Regions from separate parts of the Homo sapiens genome. Here region 2 is linked to region 1. The links are chromatin loops, found by intact Hi-C in ENCODE. Cell type or tissue: IMR-90. All regions are shown on one strand.

What was found. A loop is a pair of places that touch in the nucleus more often than their neighbours do. Peaks named below come from ENCODE experiments on the same cell type or tissue, not always from the same donor. Only the 100,000 strongest peaks of a DNase experiment are listed, where the experiment ranks them.
Region 2: a loop joins it to region 1, with 5 times the contacts of the local background. A loop is called at or near these places in 6 of 110 quality-filtered maps.

The regions. Positions count from the first base shown.
Region 1 is chr18:10,848,641-10,856,640 of GRCh38, reverse strand. It overlaps PIEZO2 (piezo type mechanosensitive ion channel component 2), which reads left to right. Exons shown (of 56, transcript NM_001378183.1): 7 at 1,075-1,288. Among named protein-coding and RNA genes, the nearest start is that of MIR6788, 93 kb to the right of the region's middle. In IMR-90, a CTCF peak has its summit at 4,698 (motif pointing left); a DNase peak (open chromatin) is centred at 4,680; H3K27ac peaks cover 173 bases.
Region 2 is chr18:10,556,575-10,564,574 of GRCh38, reverse strand. No RefSeq gene overlaps it. Among named protein-coding and RNA genes, the nearest start is that of NAPG, 35 kb to the right of the region's middle. RefSeq lists a silencer at 3,789-4,083 and enhancers at 3,659-4,161, 4,514-4,573. In IMR-90, a CTCF peak has its summit at 3,941 (motif pointing left); DNase peaks (open chromatin) are centred at 2,014 and 3,914; H3K27ac peaks cover 178 bases.

The DNA of each region.
Region 1 (8,000 bases):
ATTGTGGGTTCTGGAGGTCTGTCTGCTTACATGAGTCCATAGTCACCTTAATATAACTCTCCAGGATAGACTATTTTTCTTCCTAAGTTAGATTGTAATCTTCCAGCACAGACGCTCACTTCCTTTAAATTTTGGACTTGGACCGCTTATTCCATAATAATGTTATCTTGATCTTTTCCCTCCTTCCATTCCACTGCTCACCACTGCCCCGGAGCTATGGGAGGCGTATTAGAGTAGACTCAAGCAAACTGCAAAGATGCAGCAACTTAGCTGTTTTTTAATAGTGGGAAAAATGGGGGAAATGACAGTAGAATTTCTCAAGAAATAAACCACAACATTTTAATGAGGAGTCCTTTCAAAATGCCCAATAAAACAGACTCCTTTTGCCCTAAGGTGATGGCTTTATTTATGATTCCTTAAAAACACTTTTAAAGGAGTTATTGGCCAGGAGCAGTGGCTCATGCCTGTAATCCGAGCCCTTTGGAAGGCCAAGGAGGGAAGATCACTTAGCCCAGGAGTTCAAGACCAACCTGCGCTACTTGGCAAAACCCCATCCCTACAAAAAATAAAATAAAATAAAACAAAACAAAATAAAATAAAATAAGCATGGCACAGTGAGAGTTTAATTGGCCAGGATGTACTAGTTAACTTAAAAAAAAAAAGTAGTAAATTATTATAAAGAAAATGGTGTCAGGAAAGGTTGGAACAGACATACAGATACATGAATTCTTGAAAATTTGGGAGAAGTAGAAAGATGGAAACAGGCAAGTAAATATGCAGATGCTACTGGTATGAAAAGTAGACATTTACTTAGTTCAGACGCCACAGGTGGAATTTTTTTAATCATCTGGTATATCTTTGTATTTATAGTTATCATTTCATATGTGACTTTTTCACAATAAATCTAGCATTAATTTTTATTATATAAATCAAACATGATTTTTAAAAATTACTATTTTAAAAAACCTAAAAACACTTGAAGGAAATTCACATAATTTCAAATAGTCACATTCACTGAATGATAAGTGAATTTCCAGTTCTACCTGACTTTGTGATTACGTTTCTCTTCCTTAGGCATGATGTTGCCGTCTTTGACATCATCTGTGTATTTTTTTGTATTTTTGGGTCTGTGCACCTGGTGGTCCTGGTGCCGGACGTTCGACCCATTGCTGTTCAGCTGTCTCTGTGTTCTGCTGGCTATTTTCACTGCTGGACATTTGATTGGACTTTATTTATACCAGTTCCAATTCTTTCAAGAGGCAGTTCCACCCAATGACTACTATGCAAGGTAAGAGAAATCCTTATGGCATTTCCAGGAGAGGTTGTCCCCCCACGCCTTTGGGACCTTGGTTTGGCATTGTGAATTTACAGGGGTTATTCTTGATGGCAGGCAATTGCTGTGTTAAGCAAAGATTTTGTGGGGGTGGGTGAAGCAGTCTAGCACTTTCATTGTATTGGATGACACAGTCTGGAAGGAAGACAGTGGTCTCTTCAGATGGAGATGCCGCTGGGATGCAGGAGGACAGGGAGCTGTCATGTGTAGGAATAAGACACAGAGTCTCAGCTGGGGAAGAAGATCAGGAAGAACATTTTACACCGAAGAACAATAAGGATGTGCCACAGCATCCAGCTAGAAAGGCGTTTCATGGGCCTAATATACGAGAACAAATTAAGCGTCAGAAACATTAACTAATTGTAAAAGCTTAAAAATAAAAGTCCCAGCCTGGGCAACATGGTGAAACCCCATTCTACAAAAAAAATTAGCTGGGCATGAGGGCGCACACCTGTGGTCCCAGCTACTCAGGAGGCTGAAGTGGGAGCGTCACCTGAGCCTGGGAGGTCAAGACTGCGGTGAGCCATGATCACACCGCTGCACTCCCACCTGGGTGACAGAGTGAGACCCTGTCTCAAAGCAAACAAACCAACAAACAAATAAATAAGAAAATACATAAGTCTCTGGTGTGAGAGAGAAAGGGAGAAACATCAAATACTTTGCTTCGATTGGAGATGACTATTACACCAAATCCTTACTATGAAAATGAGAATTAAAGGTAAAGAATCTAGCATTTACTTTGACTTTTAATAAGTCATTCTCAGTGAATGAGAGAAAATTCCTCCATGCAGGATGATGTTAGATAATGACAGGGCAAAGGAATAATAGAATTAGAGAATTACTATTCATCAATCCTTAATGATATGTTCTATTATGTCCACACCTGAAATAATTACTATAAAGGTCGTGGTGGTTGCACAATGACAAAGTAGAACCTTGTTGGTGCTTGCTAATTGCAAAGAAAAAAAATAACATCTTTCCAAAGGTGTGATCAATATCTTGAGGAATTGATTGAAGTCAACATGATCAAAACTGAGATAGCTTAACATTTCACACCTCTCAGTGTGATGCAACAGATGAGCTATACAGCATCATATGGTTAAGACTTTTGACCTAACCTCCCATTTACAGAAAATATAAAGGCTAGGAAACAGTTTAAATAGCTCCACAAGAAAAACAATCAAAAGAATTCAAAATGTGGATTCTGCAAGGCAAATGAATGGGTCTTTAAAAAAAAAATCAGCATGGAAAAGAGGCCTGCATAGAGAGTGGAGGCAGCAACTGTCTAGTTCAGAGGAGCACAGTAGATACTTAAACCTGTGTGAAGCACAGCTGTAGATCAGATCCTGGTTCAACAACAAATTCTTAAAACTTTTTTGGGGTTAAATTGGAGAAATTTCAATGTTCACTGGATATTGGACTATAGAATTATTGCTGATTTCTTAGGTGTATGATGGTTTTGTGGGTAGACAGAAAAATGCCATTATTTTAGGAGATACATGGTGAGTTATTTAGATAAGCTGTGCCTTGATGTCTGCAACTTAAAAATGGCTTAACAACCAACATAATAGATTGATAGATACATACATACATAGGAATAGTTAACAGAGAGAAGACAAATCAAATTATTTAAACTAGGTGATCAGTATAGGGTTATCCACTGTCCTATTTGAACTTTTCTTTGCATGAGGAAAGGTTCATAATTGACAGTTCCAGAAAAAAGAAAGGGGACAGAAATGGTAATGTTAGCAGTGAAACACATCTGAGTCTCGCAGCACCAAAGTATGTTACTGACAGCGAATTCCCATGGATCTGCTGCAATTTCAATTTTTGCTTCCTTAGAAAAATGAATTCTACTGAGGTGCATAAGGCAGGAGAGACTGAGGCAAGTTTTGGAGCAGGAATGAGTGACAATGTATTAAAAAGCTTTAGAGCAGGAATGAAAGGAAGTGAAGTACACTTGGAAGTGGGCTAAGCAGGCGACTTGAGATCAAGTGCACGGTTTGACCTTTGACTGGGGTTTTATACATTGGCTTGATTCCGGGGTCTTGGGCCCCTTTTCCCCTGATTCTTCCCTGGGGGTGGGCTGTCTGCATGCACAGTGGCCTGCCAGCCCTTGGGAGGGGCTGCATGTAGTCTGTTTACTGGAGTTGTGCGCATGCTCACTTGAAGTGCTCTTCGCTCACTTGAAGTGCTCTTCCCTCACCGAATGCTCCTACAAGGTCATGTACCAGTTAAACTCCGCCATTTTACCTCTTACTGCACATGCTTGAGCCCACTCACCCAACTCCTGAAGTCTTATCGGGAAACTGTTGATCACCAGTTTTGTTTTTTTTCTGTATATTGGGAGACTGCCTTCCCAAGCCCCCAGCTGCAACCAATTACTATTTTAGAGAAACAGTGTAAAAACCTCCTGACTATCACCTTATGGTCTCCTGACGTTCCCGGTTGGTGGGTGGGGGGTGCCCTCTCCTGCCCCACTCATGCCTGACCACTTACCTCTGTAACAGTAGAAGAGGGTGTGAGTGTTAGGTGAAGACGGTGCCAGAATTCTCTCTGCTGTGCCTCTGGATGGTAATGTAGTGCTTTTTGTCTTCTTGTTGAGAAATGAGGAACCTGCAATTTAAAAGAACATGAATATTATTACCATACCAGCAATACAGGTTTGCATCCTTTCAAGACATCATAATGTGGTTTTAATGTGATCGTAAATTATAAAGACAGAATGTGTGAGAGGGCCCAGTGGCCTTGCTTTGATTGATTTATGTGTAAAATTTGGCCGTGGTAAAACTAGTTGTGGCTGACTGTGTCTATACAGTGCTAACAAAAAGAGAGAGAGAGAGGGCACATGCTATAGAGAGCTATTCAGTCAAATCCTTTAAGACCACTTAAATTCAGTTAAAATAAGTAAAAGTTGGTGCTGGACACAAGCATCCACACCCACACACACACACACCCATCCACACACACACATTCCCACCTTATTCTAAATCCAGTTGGCTCAGTTGATTGTATTAGCCTGGCAACTGGAGAAGTGAAATTCAGTCTAATAAGAAAAGAATTTTGTATAGACACAGTAAAACTGGGGAGCCTCTTTAATAGTGCATATTCACATAATATTTACTCCAGGCAGAAGTGAATAAAAGCTAAATTTCAGTGCAGACATTATTTCTAGACTAAATTAATGCTTTTAGTTTCCTTTAAACGTTTAATTTTTAGTTTGTTGAACACATATAGCAAAAAGTTTTGTACTGCTGAAAGAACTGCCTTTTAGAGGATGACTTAATTGAAAATGTAAATATCCTCTGTAGGGCAGAAGTTTTTTGGTTTTTGGTTTATTCTTTCTACTGGCTTAAGGATCTTTTATGCCATCTAGCGGCTGAGGGTAGAAAATACAAAGAATATTCAGAACCACCTCGAAAATACTAGATCAGGCAAACTTTCTCTGTAAAGCTTAGTAAATAGTTAAGGCTTTGAGAACCATATGCTCTTTGTCACAGTTCTTTCAAGAAGTCATTATAATGTGAAATCAGCTGGGCACCATGTAAAATGATCATGGCTGTATTTCAGTAAAACTACAAATACAAATTTGCATTTCATATTCCTTTTACATTTAATGAAAATTTTTTTAAATTTTTCCCCAACCATTTAAAAATGTAAAAATCATTATTAGCTCATACATGGCACCAAAACAAGCACTGAACTACACTTGGCGCAGGGGCTATAATTTATCATCTTATGGTAAAGATATTAACAGTTCTAATAGTGTAATAACATCATATTTGCTCTTCATTTGAATTGTCATAAAAGTAAAATTATAATTTATTACAGACATTTCGGTACATCATCCCCTTAACAGTTTAAAAGGTCTGTTATTATAATCTCATAGAGTAAGACATTGGAAGTTAAGTTGCTTATCAGGGAATAGAAAATGTGAGCTAAACAATGCAGTATGTAAAGTTCCTTGTTGTAGATTTCCTCCCCATTAACTTGCCGATAACAGGACATTACATTTTATTCCTTTAAAACATGGAAATTAGCATATTTAAACCATAGCTTTATCCTAGGGCATAATTTCAGTGTATTGTTATTAACCCCAAACTCTGAGTTGGAAGAAAACAAACTGCAGACTGGCAAAAAAAAAAAAAAAAAGATAAAAGAAAAAAAGAAAAGAAAAGAAAAAGAGAAAGAAGGAAACAAACATAGAAATAAAGAAAATCACCATGGGTGGGTGTTTATCACAAATTTCATAACCACGGAGACTCCAGCCCTTCTGTCTCACTTCCTGGATAGATAAAGCTGCCCTTAAAACAGTCCAAGCAATTTTTATCTTCTGGTAAAAAAGCTTTCAAATGTGCTCTCTGGTGAGAATTAACCTTATTTTTAGAAATATTGAATTGATATTTTTTGTCACACTGTTATACTAAACACATGTTTTTTGGTCATTTGGAAAAATAAAATAATAAGAAAAAACACTTTAAAATGTAATCCTTATTCCCAGAAATAAATACTATTGCTTTTTAGCCAAATTTTTTTCAGAATCTTTCTTATGTCTATAGGTACTTTTTACAAACAAATTTTGAATCATATTGCACATACTATTTTATAATTTGCTGTATTTATGCAAACTGTGTATTTTCCTATGTTATAAAATGTTCTAAAATGTAATTTTCATAGAGTGCAAAGTGATTGTGTAGCTATATTAGAATTTAGTCAACCCCTGAGTTTTAACCACGTAGATGATTTCTCATTTTTGTTCTCATGAATAAGGCTGCAACAAGTGCCCACATTACTTCTAAATCTAAACAAAACTTAATGATGAGCAAGTTGCAACCCCACATTCTCGCAGCTGTGAAAGAGCCTTTGCAGGGCTGTGGGGGTGCTTGCTTCTGCTGGAGGATGCACAGGTGTCCAGGTCCTAGGCCAACATAATGTTAACTAGCTTACCGGTTTGCGATGCCCTCCCCATGCATATGGTATAAACTGAAATTCCACGCCGATGTGTGGCACAGGGCTGGAGTTTCATTTTTCTCTAGAGTAATCCCTTCTTTTCACCCCATGGTCCCAAAAAATCACGTGCTTCCTTCCAGTTTCATCTGCACATGTGGTTGAGTTTTTGCATTACTTTTATCCAGGAGAGGGTGAGAATTAGTGATTCCCTTCCGTTTATGCACACAGGTGTGGCACGAGCATATTTTCCAAAACAAAATGTAGGACTTATTATGTGACAGAGATAGGTGTACTTAGGGGAGGTTAAGATACTGGGTCTGAAATTGAGATTATTCTTCCCAAATCTGAAGTGCTGTAGTCTATTATAACAATAACTGCAAAACTCAGTGACCACACTCAGAAGTTGATCCAGCAGAAGAAAGCTTCAAGTGTATCCACATAACTAAATCTAAGACCAGTAATATACCATTCAAAACAGTCTGTTTAAAAGAATAGAGCCCTATGGCAGCTGTTAGTCTGGCAGGTCTCCCGAAGAAAAATGGTGAACTAAACAAAATTTGCCTCAGCTAATGCAAAGTAATTTCTTCCAAAGGTTTTGTATTTTCATAGGGAATTTCAGTAGACAGCAAACACTACAGTTTGCAAGACAGGAAGCAAGAATGGAAGAATTAATGTTATGAGGCTGATGTTCGGTTTCCCCCAGCTCGAGGTGTGCATATCCTCATGCGTTTCCTACTTGTAGGGCTGGCCCCGTTTACGGTTCAGGGATCCTTGGGCGGCTTCTGTCCTATAGGCATCCTGCGTTAACGATGCAGATGGTGCCCTGAGCAAAGCAAAGGAGCCGGGGGCGGGAGGACTCAATTCCTGTTTCACTACTGGGAATCTGTGGCCTCTGAGAGGCTTTAAAACACACCTGTACGTGATAAACTTGAGTTTTTCTACTTGGTGGTGCTTTCAGTTAAAAGCCAATTTTAATAGTTTGGCCGCACATCACAGCCTGCGTCCTTGTGAAGAAGATACCTAAAGAAATTCTGGATTGGGAGAGGGGCCAAGCGCAGTGGCCCAAGCCTGTAATCTCAACACTTTGGGAGGCCAAGGCAGGTGGATCACCTGAGGGCAGGAGTTTGAGACCAGCATGGCCAACATGGCAAAACCCCGTCTCCACTGAAAATACAAAATGAGCTGGGCGTGGTGCCACACACCTGTAGACCCAGCTACTCGGGATGCTGAGGCAGATTTGCTTGAATCCAGGAGGCAGAGATTGCAGAGGTTGCAGTGAGCTGAGATCGTGTCACTGCACTCCAGCTTAGGTGACAGAGCGAGATTCTGTCTCAAAAAAAAGGAATCCTTGGGTGAATTCTTCTAAAGACACTTCTTGACAAAAAGAGGGCTTTTTGTTGGTTTGCTTATCTTGTGGTGATCTGGATAATTCAGTTTAAAGTTCTGAAGTACTTAGAGTGGAGGGGATGGCAGGAGGCTGAAATGGATGCCTATGATTTCCTTCATCATAATGTAAACACTTGGAACCTATAGATTTATTTCTAGATCCTACTAATGAACATTTAGCATATGTTCAGCACTGAAATGAGCATGCAACTTTGAACAATTCGTTAAGTTGTCTCTTTTAATCCTTGACTGGCTTTCATTCCAACTCATGAACTTTCTCTAGATCATTCCCAAGAGTCACTGCAGGGGTCGGACTTGTTTGCTCAAGTTC
Region 2 (8,000 bases), 290 kb after region 1:
CGGATCTGGTGCAGAGGCTGAAATTCAAGAATCATCAGAAAAATTACCCACAGGAAGTACTGTGTCCACAAAGAGAGAAAAGAGAGAAAGGGGGAGCCCCAACCCCTATTTAAAAAGTCTGGAAGAGGAGAAGGGGCCCCCAAAAAAGGGATGAGGTGAGCCAGGATGGGACCGATACCTTTGGGAGGGTGAGCAGACGCCCCCTGTTCTGCTCTGCTCTGCGAGCCCTGCCCTGATAGATCCTGTGTCTACGCTAAGTACATGCCAGCTGGTCCTCACACGAGAGCACAGGTCTTCCTTCCTGGCGGTGGAAATGCAATCACGGCCTGAGGCCAAGAGCCAGGGCCCAGGGCAGGGCACACCACACATAGACGCTTGGACCAAGCATAGAAAAGGGGTGGATTTCACCCTCAGGGATGCTGAGCTGAGCCCAGCGAGGACATGGCATTTTCTGGGCTGAGGACAGGTCTGCTGAGTCAGAGGCAATGCAGTCAGACTTCAGATTTGTACTCTTGCCACCGTCACCTGGGATAAATGCCAGCCGTTTCACCTTCATTGGTTCCTTTGAGAGACCAGATGTTTTCCTTTGGAAATTCGGAATTTGAAACATAAAACTGAAAGAGCAGTGCCAGCCTGTCCATAAACCGGTTCCCTGCCGTCCAGAAGCTGCCAAGCCACCACCCAGCCTCAGCCTGGCAAATGGACTTGACCACGTCAGGGTTGTTGGGTTCACCTTCTACATCCTTCCCAGAAAGGCCCTTCTAAAGTGACTTCCCAAACGTGTGCCAGGCATCATTCTAAGTGGCTTGCATATGTTTCCTCATTCAATTCTCCAACAACTCAGCTGTGAGGACTCCAAAGAACCCCATGTAAAGGTGGAGAAACAGAGGCCCAGAGAGGGAAAGTCACTTGCCCAAGGTCATGTGGCCCGGGGCACTGGCATTGACCCCTGCAGGGCGCCTCCAGAGTCCTCTCCGGTAACCACTGGACTACGCTGCCTGTCAAGGGTGGATCAGCTCATTTGGGGTCCTTAAGCTCCTTGAAGCGTAAATCGTGTTCTATTCTCTTCCGTCTTAGCACATCCTGACAACCATGCTAAGCAGGAACGATCACCGAAGAGGAATGATCACCAAAGAGGAAGCTAGTGTAGAGGGGTTTATGGGTTTTCTGATATCACACCTGGAATTGGAATCCTTGTCTATTAATTCCAAGTCCTGGGCCTTAACAACAGCAACAGAAGTAGACTTTTACCCTAGGTCTAGGGAGCAGAACTACAGCATGTGGCTGGAAGAAGCCCCTGGCAGCAAACGCCACCCTGGATCACACTTGATAGAGAAAAACACCAGGGACTTAGAAGCAAAAGATTTCATTGTGAATTTCTACTCCACCAACTCAATGATTTAGGGTAAATTTCTTAAATTTGTGGAAATGATCCTACCCTGATAATGGTCTTCCTATTGCCCAGGGTTGTTAGGCATTGAAAACTAACGATGCCCTCTGTAAACTGTAAAGTGCTGTGTGGCTGCCAGTGCAGTTGTGGTTGCCAATGATAATAAGATATCTTTTCTCACTAGCGCTATGAGGGTTATGAAATGGCTATTTCTCACCATGGTAAAAATTCCTTCTCTCGGGCAGGCAAGAGCTCAGTGCTGCTGTGCAGCAGAAGCTTGAACTCAGAAAACCTTCACATCACTGCCTTTGAGGTGTGGGGTGGACAACCTGCGGGTAGTATATCATGGTTGTGTATTCCTGGGATTTCGTCCACAGAGTGTGAGTGGATGTTTTCTGAGAGGTCACTACAGTCCAGTGTGTTACAGACGTGCTGAGTCAAACAATATTCAAGGGCTTTCTTGTCTATAGCACTTCTCAAAACCTTTAATAGGCTGTGGCATGTAGTTCCAGAAAATATTACATAGAGTTTCTTAAACATTTTCAGCTGGGTTTTTTTTTTTTTTTTGGAATTTTTTTCAAGGAGCATCTCTTCAGAATAACCATCTGTGACTCACTCTGAGAAATGCCGCATGCTGGAAAGAGTTAAGAAACAAACAGTTGAGATGAAAAAAGTACTGGGTGGGCCCTCGATTCTTCAGAAGGCTCATACCTTCACCTGTGGAGCTTCTAGTGCAAATCCATCTCCCCCTCTCGCTCTTTCTCTGTGCACTAATCGCTTACATATCATTGTTACTGGGAGCAGCAAAGCCTGTCTGGGCAGGGTGGTGGATATCCTGAAGGCAACTCCCACAGTGTTTTACTGAGGAACCTTCATGCCTCCCTGCTTCCAAGCACTTACTGCCTAACGATCTCTGTGTAACTCAGAGGAGGGTAGGGTAGGGCAGGGGGTATTTTTCTTTTTCTTTTTTTTTTTAAGACGGAGTCTGGCTCTGTCACCCAGGCTGGAATGCAGTGGCGTGACCTCAGCTCACTGCAAGTTCCGCCTCCCGGGTTCACACCATTCTCCTGCCTCAGCCTCCTGAGTAGCTGGGACTACAGGTGCCCGCCACTATGCCTGGCTAATTTTTTCGTATTTTTAGTAGAGACGGGGTTTCACTGTGTTAGCCAGGATGGTCTCGATCTTCTGACCTCTTGATCTGCCCGCCTCGGCCTCCCAAAGTGCTGGGATTACAGGTGTGAGCCACCGCGCCCGGCCAGTAGCGGGTATTCCTATCAGAAACTTTTGAATGTCTCTGGGAAGCTAAACTAGGAAAACCTTCCTCTACTCCAATAATCTAGTTGGAAAGGGAAAAAAGAGCCAAGGACTTTGTCTTTCGGTGACATTGTGAACTTTCAAGGAGGAGAGAATAAATCCAGTCAGTCAGACAAAAAAGATGACAGGTTGCTTGGGGGCCCAGACAATACACACCCTGATGTAGCCTGTGTAGGATTCCAGGACTCAGAGAGAGGCAGACAAATGAGGGGTGACCGGTAAGAGCTGCTTCCAGAGCTTCAGAGCAGACCTCCATCCTACATGACCTGTGGGGGGAAGGGGTCCTCTGAGTGCTGTGGCTGCTAAATTGCCAGGGTTGGTTTGTCAGACACTCCTGCACTGGGTCCTCTAATGCAGGGTTCTGTGGCTTGGGGCTAAAACAGTGCTTAGATGTGCCTCAAAAGAATATTCCAGACCAGGGCTATCCAATAGAACTTTCTGCAGTGATAGAGATGCCTTCTGTGTATGTGTGCACTGTCCAAAATGGTAGCCAGTAGCCACATGGCGCTATGGAGCATTTGAAATATGGCTAGTGTGACCAAAGAAGGGAACTGTATTTTATTTTTCATTTTAATTAACTGAAATCCTAACAGCTGGCTATCCCATAGGACAGCGCAGATCTATGATGGTGTGTGCAGACATTTCCTAAGTGTTTACGGCAGAGGGGTGAAAAAGAGGGATCTTGCATTTTCAAATCTGTCTGTGGTTCCCAGGAGGGGACAATACCCCAACCCAGGGTGCAGCCCCTGCACACGTGTGAGGACATTTTTGGCTTATCATGGTTCTTGAGGGATGCCATGAGTATTTCCTGAGTAGGGCCAGGGATGCTCAATGATGGGCAGTGAAAGAACAGACCACACAGAGAACCGCCCTAGAGAAGCAGTGCCCAGGACAGAGCCTCAGCCACACTCAGAACAGCTGTTATCCACCATGTCATTTTGTCACGGCTCAGGGCCAGGAAAGGGACAAGGGGTGAATAGAATAAGCATTTGCACGCCGAGTGTCTGTGTACATGCATGTGTACTTCAAAGAACACACCCTGGCTGCAAGTTTTCATCTGATCGGTAAGCGCAAATCCTATGCACCAATTCTATAATTTATCCTCACTCTCTGTCGGTAGGGTAGTAGGCTTGGGATTGGTCCGCGTAAAGTCTTGGTCGCAGTGGGCCCTGGTGCTTTAGTCAGGACCAGCTTTCTCCCTGCTCTGGAATCTGTAAGCTTGCTCTGCGCCACCTGGTGGTTAGAAAAATTCTGACCCTGGACTCTCCTTGATAAACCTGAATTGTTTCTTATGCCAAAAACAGAGGGAAGGCGGGGAATAAATTGCAAATAAACGTGTTCGTTCCATTCCAAAAACGTTTGCTAGTGGAAGGCAGCATGAGGTGGTTATAAGCTCCGATGCCAGGGAAGCGCTCTGGAGAAGACCCTGACAACGAGAGGGCCTCACCGCCCCGAGAGCTCACCAGGCACAAGCACCTCCCAGGGGACGCCCCGGCTAAGCTCCCTCCCAGGAAAGCCCCCTCAAGGCTTCGGGACAGACCTAACTGGGTTCCACCATCTTCCCTCCCTCCCTGCCCGTTTCTCACGTGGGCTGCTGGCTTCCCTCCATCTCACCTTCCCTCACTCTCTGTTTCCCTTCTGTTCTGTGATCTACTCATGTCGCACCCCTTGTGGCTGCTTCTCCACAGACTTGCAATGTGCCCTCTCTGCCCTGTTTCCTTCATTCCGTCTGTAAGCAGGGGGCTCATGGCTGCTGCTGGACACACAGCCTAGGCTGGGGAGGGGCAGGGTGAGGGGGCATTTCAAGAGGGCAACATGGACAGCCTGTGGCGTCGTCACCAAGCCAAACATGCCCTGTACTTTAGAGAGCAAGGGCTGAACAAGGAAGCCTGTGGACACAGGCACGCCAGGTCACAGCTGCTCAGAGGCGAGTCAGAGATGTCTGGATGAACTTGGGCTCTAACTTCAGCAGCCTTTCCTATGCACTCTTATGGGGTCTCAGGGTTTGCTACTGCAGCCTGAGAACATCCTGGGCTTCCTTAAGCCTCCCCCTGCTCCCCACAATGGTGTCCTCCCCTCACTCCCAGGGGGAATCTCTGAGCTTAATAATTCAAGCACGCTCAACTGTGACAAGGGACCCGTGTCAGCATAGGAAATGTTATCTGCCTCTGTTGATTCCTCAGTAAAGAACCTCAAAGGCCTCAGCAAATGACTGCGTGGCCTGTGAGAACCCTTGCCACCCTCCCAGGGTGGACCTTGGATCTAAGATCCTCACAGCCCATGGCAAACTCCTCCAGGATGGAATAAAAGCCAGGGTCAGGGGTGCAAGGGGCTCCCAGGTGCACATCTAGACATGAAAGCTGCATGCCAGAGGGGGCCATTCATGCCTCACCTGAAGCCCCTGACACCTGGCTTCCACATGCTGAAGTCTGGCTCAGACACCTTGTGCTGGAGTCCCGGTAGCTCCACAGGCAGGTGGCCAGTGCAAATGTACAAGGCCCACACTCTGAAGGCCCTGCACGTGGGGATGTCTTGAAGTTCTCAACAACTATCTTAGAATTTATGTTTTGTAAGCTAAGTCTGATGGGACAGTGGAGGCTGCATCCTCCTGCAGGGTCCATCCAATAATGGGCCATTGGCAGCCCACTCCCCGACCCTGCCCAGAAAGTGCAGCTGCACTCCCCATCAGAGATGGGCACAGGGAGGGTTGGGCTGGATGCACACCTTGTGCCACGTCACAAGGCATGGGTCCACACACCCACGCAGGTCTGTTCCTGAAGCAAGACATGGAATAGCAAACGAAAAACACCATGGCAGGTCAACAGAGTGACTGCAGAGGGAGGTCTCTGCATTTCCTGCATGTTCATTTTGCACTGGGCCCTGCAAATCATGTAGCCAGCCTGGCTGTAGAGCACCCCCTAACTCCAGGGTCACTGCCGGCTGGAGTCACCCGGACCAGGATGGATTACCAGCAGCTTCTGGAAACTTTTGGCACCCCTACCATTCTAGCTCACTTGGGGAACATGTACGTGCATGTCCTGGACCAGGTGGCTGTGCAGCTCAGAGATGTCAGGGAACTCCCTCCAGATGCCTGGGCCACGCTGATTTCCACTTGTCAAGTAACTTCTGTCATCCTGTCCCTATTCTCACTGGAATTTCTGGTGACCATCAGAGCAATCTGTGCCTGTGAATTTTCTGTCTCTCCTGTAGCTGTCTACAAGGCACATGGAGGAGGTAAGGAGCTGAGAGGATGGGGACAGAGCCAGGGTCTGGTGGCCAGTGAGTCCCTGTGGGCCAGAGGTCACAGCTTGCCACTCTGTCCATATGGAGACTCTCAGCCCATGCTCACCGCAAGAACAAGGACTGAGGTGTGAGGAGCCTCATGTGTCTCAGTGGGACTATGCTAACACCTTTGCCCCACTCACTTCCTCTTCTTGTACTGTCCACTCTCTTCTCTGATAATAGGGATACATTAACTCACTCTTTTTGTCAAGAGAATCAATCAGTTAGGATCATAGCATTACATTATTTAAGATGATGCTCAGCTCTGAAAATAGGAATGGTGGTGGGGGCGCACTCAGTCCTTCAGTACTAACAAGTGCTCTTTCATCATAAACCAAAACTTTGTTGGTGTCACTTCTAATTTCATCCTATCATTTAGGTCAATGATAGAAACATACAAGCACTCAGAAAAAAAGGCCAGGTGCTTGGAAAATTCTGGTCTTTCTCCTGTATAGATCCTGGAAGAGAGGCATTCGGGCTGGCTAGGGGATTTGCTTCCCATTCTGGAGAATGAAGCCTCCAGAGACATGAACAAGAGAATGAGATGTTCCAAATAGGTTTGTTCTCAATTATCTATGACCAAAAGCATCCCAAAGACTGACAGGGTCACAATGCTAGGGCGCAAGACCGTCCTTCACTTATGGGCCTGAATCATAGGTGCAATGGTGGTTTTGTGGTCCTTCAGCTAAGGACACTTGACTTTGTTATTGCAGAACTAAGCACATATCATTGTTTTATTTAGGACTGAACCTAAATCACACTTAAAAAATGAAACATGAGTTCAATTTTTAACACAACCCTTTCAAAGATAGGATCCAACAAGCAGTCTATGTGATAAGCCACTGAAGTGCTGACTGTCCCCGTCAAGGTCTTCGGTGCAAATCATGTAAGGTGTAGATTGTTCCACTTCTTGAACTGTAAAGCCCAACCTCTAGAAAGGGCTACGGAAGTACTTTCAGTAAAGAGGAGAAGCAAGATTTCTGTGTATAGGTTCAAATATTTGAACAGGGCCGTTCAGACCAATTTTGTTTCTAATTTCTTCTTTCCCAATCACTGCCCACCTCACGTATCATTCCTGTGAAATCACTGCCAAATCTCATCTTAGCTTCAGGCAATAAAAGCTTTTGGTTTGGCTCTGAGATTTGGAAAAGGTGGCACCCAAGAATCATGGAAGAGATCCATGCTGGGCCCTGAGAGGCAGGTAGCTGAAAGCATTTCCATGTGCTTACGTATTTCTCAAAGCACATGTTGAAATCCTGAATGTGCCTTGGCCTACTATCTAGTAGGGTATGTTCAGTCTCTAAAGTAGGCATGGAGGGCTGGGGAAAACAAAGAATCCCGTAAGTTAAATAAAATTCTTCATGAACTGAGTAGCATGGCGTCTATTTGTTTTTAAAAGTGTTGGGTAAGTATTGGTGAGTAGAAATGAGTGGGAACCACATTACTAAAGGCCTGCCAATTTCAATCAAAACAGAATAGCATTTGCTGAGTGCTTTTGCTCATGTAGTTATTAACAGTTATTGAAAGTGTAATATGTGCCAAGCACTGTTCTAGGAAGAGGGAGAAAGGGTGCCATGGCTCTCGTGGAGCACATTTTAATGGGGGAGACACACAACGAAAACATCAACACACAGCACAACTTCCAGAGCCGGGGAGTGCTATAAAGTCAAATCAAACAAGAGCAAGAGCAATCTGGGGTGGAGGGAGGCGATTACAGGTAGAGTAGCTGAGGACAGTCTTGATGTTTATCGTATACTTTTTTTTTTGGTGAGACAGACTCTTGCACCGTCGCCCGGGCTAGAGGGCAATGGCACGGTCTTGGTTCACTGCAACCTCCACCTCCTGGTTCAAGCGATTCTCCTACCTCAGCCTCCCAAGTAGCTGGGATTACAGGCACCTGCCACCACGCCTGGCTAATTTTTTGTATTTTTAGTAGAGATGGGGTTTCATTATGTTGGCCAGGCTGGTCTTGAACTCCTGACCTCGTGATCCGCCCACCTCAGCCTCCGAAAGT